2 separate regions of the Mus musculus genome follow, and region 2 is linked to region 1. A link is a contact called in ENCODE Hi-C or POLR2A ChIA-PET data. All regions are on one chromosome and are shown on one strand. The core of a region is the stretch at or near the end of the contact, and the rest is flanking DNA. Distances in the headings are between cores, read along the strand shown.

The links. Hi-C counts contacts between places; a loop is a spot of excess contacts on that map. ChIA-PET counts read pairs that join two places held with the same protein, here RNA polymerase II (POLR2A).
Region 2: POLR2A ChIA-PET joins it to region 1 with 10 read pairs in embryonic stem cell. The contact joins the promoter of Zmat5 here to the promoter of Ascc2 in region 1. A Hi-C loop is called at or near these places in 1 of 37 maps with a recorded cell type or tissue (adrenal gland). POLR2A ChIA-PET finds 5 or more read pairs at or near these places in 4 of 5 experiments (Patski and embryonic stem cell).

The regions. Positions count from the first base shown.
Region 1 is chr11:4,636,488-4,639,478 of GRCm38, forward strand. Ascc2 (activating signal cointegrator 1 complex subunit 2) reads left to right here and starts at 1,263. Exons shown (of 20, transcript NM_029291.2): 1 at 1,263-1,335.
Region 2 is chr11:4,702,990-4,705,919 of GRCm38, forward strand. It overlaps Zmat5 (zinc finger, matrin type 5), which reads left to right and starts at 1,667. Exons shown (of 6, transcript NM_026015.3): 1 at 1,667-1,732. Uqcr10 (ubiquinol-cytochrome c reductase, complex III subunit X) reads right to left here and starts at 1,355. Exons shown (of 2, transcript NM_197979.3): 1 at 1,168-1,355. The coding sequence starts at 1,317.

The DNA of each region.
Region 1 (2,991 bases), core at 13-2,512:
TCATGCCTAGATCCGTTGTTTATTTATTGTTTTTCAAAACAGAGTTTCTGTGTAACAGCCCTGGCTGTTCTGGAACTAACTTTGTAGACCAGGCTAGCCTTGAACTCACAGAGATAAGCCTGCCTCTGCCTCCCTAGTGCTGGGATTAAAGTCCTGTGCCACCACCACCCAGTCAGGTTTAGATTCTTAATCAAAGAAAATGTGGGCTGTTTTGTAATAAGCTGCAAAGTCTGTGAGAACTTTTTTCGTGGTGAAATATAACCAATTAGCACACTCCTCCCATTTCTGGTTTAGAGCCCATCTACCCACTAATTCAGCCGCTTAACATCTCTCCCATTACTTCACAACTATTTGCTTGTTTTCCTGACAATGTGAGCCCTTCCACAGTATAGCCCTGGCTGTCCTGGAACCCTCAGTCATTCCTCAGCCTCCCAAGGGCTAGAATTACAGGCTGCACCAGCAGCAGCAGCTGGCTATTACCCACTAGTTTTCTGTGATGATCCTTATCCAGCCTTGGGAGCCACTAGCTCTTCACCATCTGAGACATTTCTTTGGAAAAAATGTATCCTGTTCTTAAAATAGCTATACTCAGCCTTTCTGATTTAAACAACATGTGGTAGACACTTTTAACTCCAGCATCTGCGAGGCTGAAGCAGGAGGATAGTCATCAGTTCCAAGCTATACTGAGTTACACAGTGAGTTTTGGGTCAGCTTGCCTACAGTGTACCCGGCTAAATACATGGACAAATCTTAAGTGTACAATTTGCTAAGTCTGCCTAAGTAAACCCATCTGTCCGTCTGTGTATGTGGCCACCGCCAAGATGAAGACCTCCATTTTCATTTGTGGGATCTTCCTGTTTACTAACCTAAGAAGTAACCACCATCAAAAGCCATAACTACACATTTTTAACTGTTTTAGAGCGTTCGGTAAGTGAACTATACGAGCTCATCTGCCTTCCTCTGCTCTCTCAACGTCACATTTGTGATTTTGACTCGTTCAAACTTCTCTGGATTAAATTTGAAAACTGGTAACTGAGTAGGGTGGAAGCCTGGATTTCTGAGAGCTTCCCAAACTGGATTGCCTTAACCCAGGAGGGTGGCCACCAAGAGGGAGTGGTCAGGGTCAAATTCCTGCGCCTCCAGGGGGCGGGGTCGTCTCTGTGGGGCGTGGCCGTGGCATTCCCCACCTCCACAGTTGGCGCCGGGGGCGGGGCCAGGCAGAGCAGGTTGGCTTCCTTTCTGCGCCTACGGAATCGCAGTTTGACCCCGGAAGTGCTGGATCTGTGGAAGCTGTGGTGTTTTGCAGCTGAACATCTCGGGTGTGGAGCCGGGGAGGTAAGTACGTGCCGGGGCCCCACCGGTGGTGCTCGGGAGGAGCCAGGACCGTGCTTCGGGCGCCCTCGGCACCCTCCAGCCCACGGGCTTCGCGGCGGAGCCAGGCTTACACTGCCCCAGCCGCTGTGATTCCCCCCACTTGGAGAACCAGAGCCTGGAGTTCCGGTTCATTTTAAGGCTTGGTCCTAGAGAGACCTGGGACGATCCCCGGTCCCCACCACCTTCTCCCAAGCTTCAGTTTCCTCCATGTTCATTCATTTGTTCAGCATGTATTTGTTGATCGACAGCCACGTGCCTAGTACAGACCTAGGCGCAGAGGGTACAAAGAGCAGGACAGACGAGGCTCTGCTCTCGTGAAGCTTACAGTCTAGAGGAAGGAGACAGTTACACATTAAAGATATGACAGTGAGTAACAAGGAGAGAGACTACAGGGAGAAGACCAGAGAAGGTTTTCTGATAGAGAAACTAAAGCAACAGTAGCTCCGAGATGCTCTCTGGCATATTACAACTGTTGATTATATCACGACCCTCCACCCGTCCACCCGGAAACAGTTAACTATTGATTGGCCTCTGCTGCTTTGCCCAGCATAGACTGTAGAGTGGTGCACACCGGTCCTGGTCCTTTTAAAACTCAAAGTCTAGTGCCTGCGTACATAGTTGGGACTGAAGCATCTAGAGTCAGATGTGATGACACATACTTGTAATCTCAGCACTCAGGAGGTTGAGTCAGAAAGATTGGTTCAAAAACAGCTTAGGCTACATGAGACCCTGTCTACGATGTAACAAAATTAATTAATTAATTGATTCATATATATATATATGTATATATATATGAATGAATGCGAGGAAAGAGTGGTGTGTGATGTTGCATATAGTAGTGTATACCAGCACTCAGGACACTGAGGCAGGAGATTGCTACAGTTAAGAGCCAGTTTATATGGCAAGACCTTGTTTCCTAGTATTTGAAAACAAAATTATGTTAATGCCAAGAAAAGCACTTAGAAGAGCACTCAGTATCTAACAAACATGCTGCTCTTGTCTTATCAATATGTCTTATATTGCCAGGGCTGGGCCAGACATATTGACTTGTCAATATGTTTTATATCACCTGGTAAGAAATAGCTGGTCATATCCTCAGCTTGTCTGTGAGGACATAGTGACTTCCTCCTCCTAGCCTTGATGTATTCATGTGTGTCATATGCTCTTTTGCTGGCATGCCTTTTGAAAGGGTTCGTTGATCTCCATTGCATGGCTGGCCCAATACACATGTCCTTCCTGTGGATAAGGCCAAGGTGTTATTTTAAAAAAAGAGAACACTGGGTGGGAACACTGACGAGCTGCTCTGCTCATTTGGTTTTGTATCCCGGGTTCACATACATGTGGGTACAAATGCATATGTGTGGAGTCAAAGGTCAACCTCGGGAGTTGGAGTTGTCCCTCAGAAGTCATCTGCTTTTCTTTTGAGACAAGTCTCTCACTGGCCTGGAGCTTGCCTGGTGGACTGTCCTGACGCCTCCTACTCTCCCAGTGCCGAGATTGCAAGCATATACCATCACATCCTGCTTCCTAGCTTTGGGAATCAGATTCTTATGCTTGTGCGGTCTGGACAACGCTGACTGAGCGTCTCCCAGCCTGCTCTGTGACCATCTTTCCTAT
Region 2 (2,930 bases), core at 417-2,916, 67 kb after region 1:
AAAAAAAAAAAAAGATCAGAGTGGCAACACTTTCATATGGACAGGAAGCTACCCCACCAGAGGAAATACAGCAACTAGTAGACAGAGCCTGTCTGGGCAGCAGGTCAGAGAGCCCTGAGGGGGCTGGAGAGACGACTCAGTGGCTAAGGGTACTCTGGTTGCTCTTCCAGAGGACCTGCGTCCAGTTCCTAGCACAGATGATGTACATGCAGACACAACATAAGCAAATAAAATTAAAACAACAAAATTTAAAAACAAACCAAAAGAGGTAAGAAAGGAAGGAAGGCAAGAAGGAAGGCCACTCAGTGAAGGAGCTGGTCGGTGGTGGCTCAGGCCTACAATCCCAACACTCAGGTGGCAGAGGCAGGAGGGTGAGTCTAAGGCCAAGCCTTGTCTACCATCTAGCTCCGGGACAGCAATAGCTACACAGAGAAACCCTGTCTCGAGAAAAAGAAACCAGTCGATGAACATGCTGGCCATCAGTAACATACCTTCCCCAATACTCTCACAACCTTTGACATAAAACATGCACAGAGTGTGGGACAGTTAAGTCAAAGAGGGCTCGCCATTTCCTACTTTATATTCATCCCCACATTTTCCCAGGATGCTATCTTTCAGTGGTATCATTAAGTATGAACGGTAGCACCTCATCTGTATCCCAGGATCTTTGATCCACTATGACCTTTATTCAATACCACGGTTAAGTGCTTTAAGTCCAGTATTGCCAGTTAGGGCTTGAGGTTTCATAGTCTTCACGTTTAATCCAAAGAGCCTACGTGGGCGGCCTTCGGAACTGAAACATCAATTTTAAAAGGTCAGCCACATGGTCTAAGGAGACCTACTTTTAACGACTGCCTTGCTGAAATCTGCCCTTGAAACTAGCAAGGACGGCAGGGGTCGGAGTTCCAACTCACCACCGACTTAATGGAGTGGTTCAGACCCGTAAGTCCTCTGATGTCTCAGGAGTCAGGAGTTAGCTTTCGCAAATGAATATGTGGAACTGTGTGACAGGACATACCAATTAGGCCTCGCACCATGTCAAGAGAAATAGATGTATTAACGGGCACAGTTCACCCCAGACCTGGTAAGACTTGATTGAGTTCCGTCCTACCTCCCTCCCAGTCACCCTTCAGGCGGGCCCAAGGTCAGGATGGCCCAGGCCCTCACCCCCTCGTTGATGTGCTCGTAGATCGCGTCTGCGCCCTGATCGAAGGCTCGCTCGAAGAACAGGGCGCCCACTGCGATGGTGAGGGCAAAGGTGGAAGTTCTGCGGAACAGCAAGGAGTACAGGCGCGAAGGGATCGTCGGCGACGACATGTTGCCTCACTGCCGAACTCGCGCCACTGCGCTTGCGTAGAACCCAATGTCTTGCTCCAAAAGTTTCAACGCGCCCTGCTTTATGGGAATTGTAGTTTCTCTGTATCTCAGAGTCGACATTTTGAACCATTAAAGAAACTGATAATGTGCACAGGGTAACAGTTTATTACAATGTTCATATTCCACACAACCAAAATTTGATAAGACTTATTTCTCAGTTTTTCTCCTCAACCATTTCCTGCGTTTGGCTATTTTGAACTACAAGTCCCGAAAGCCCCTTAGCTTACCCATCTTCCCCAGTGCTGTCTCGCCTTCGTATTCCGCCTTCTCGGTACCTTAGGAAGGACTACAAATCCCAGCGAGCAGAGCGCAACGCGAGGACTCAAGAGGAGGAGCCCGGAACCAGGTATCTTTGGTGAGACATCCGCGTCCAAGTTTTAGGCTCTTTTCCCAATCAGAAGAGTAGGCATTTCATTCTAAGTCCGCGCTATCCGCTTTTTCTGGCATGGGGAGTGAATACAGAGGCAGGGAACCTGAGTTTCTGTGGCTGCATCTCGACTCTCTGCCTAACGTCCTTTGAACCTACTCCAGATGTAGGTTTGGGGGTGGCAAAAGTCGGGTCCTGCAGTTCTAACTCTTAAGCCACGTCTCAGGGGGGAAAGTGGCTTTGCACTTGCTTCCTGTTCTCCAGAGCGTAGGCTTTAAAGCCAAGAACCCCGGCTTCGGAGATGGGTGACCTGGTTGTAAAAGGCACCGTACTTTTCTGAGTATCCCCTCGGGGTCTTGAGATGATCCCCAGTAAAAGAAAGGTTCCCAGCTCTCCTGGAGCGCTCTGGCCGTGGTGCGTGGGCGATGGGGAAGCCCAGCACTTCTGGAAACTAATACTTTGTAAAAGAGAAAACCCAAATGCTTGGACGGATTGCTTGCTCTTTAAACCTGAGTAGCCGCTTAATGGAGGACTGAATATATTGTAGCAGGGTAAACAGGATAATGTTTCTAGAGGCAACTGCACTGCTGGGGTGCTTGAGAAAGTGTAGAGTGGCCTCTAATGAGTAGGTGGCCTGAAGTCATCTCTAGTCTGGCCTTGAATCCCGTCCTGGGTAAGGAGTCATTCTTTTCCTAATTGCACTAGGGAGTCACTGAATGGGTTTAAGCTGGAATGCTTTGAGGTCTATTTACATTTTAATGTTATCGTTCTGACTTCTTGCTAGAGCAAAAACTGAAGAGAAGAAATTGCAGAGGTAGGTAATTTAGAGTAGAGAGGTTTAGAATAATGGTCAGATTTGAGATGCATTTTGGTAGGTAGGATAGACAGAGCAAGCTAGCAGAAGTGTGCAAGAAAGGTAGAATTAAGAGGTGGGCTCGGTTGTGGGTGCCTTTAGTCTCAGCACTCCAGATGCAGGTGGGTCTCAGAGTTCAAGACCAGCCTGGTTTACAAATTCCAGGACAACCAGGGCTACACAAAGAAACCCTGTCCTGAAAAACCAAACCAAACCAAGAAACAAAAATAGGAATTAACATCTAGAGATAAATTAAGATTTGACTACAGAGACTAAATGGTTTGTGTTTGTTTGTATGGAGAAAAGGTTTTACACTTGCTCTGGCTTGCCTGG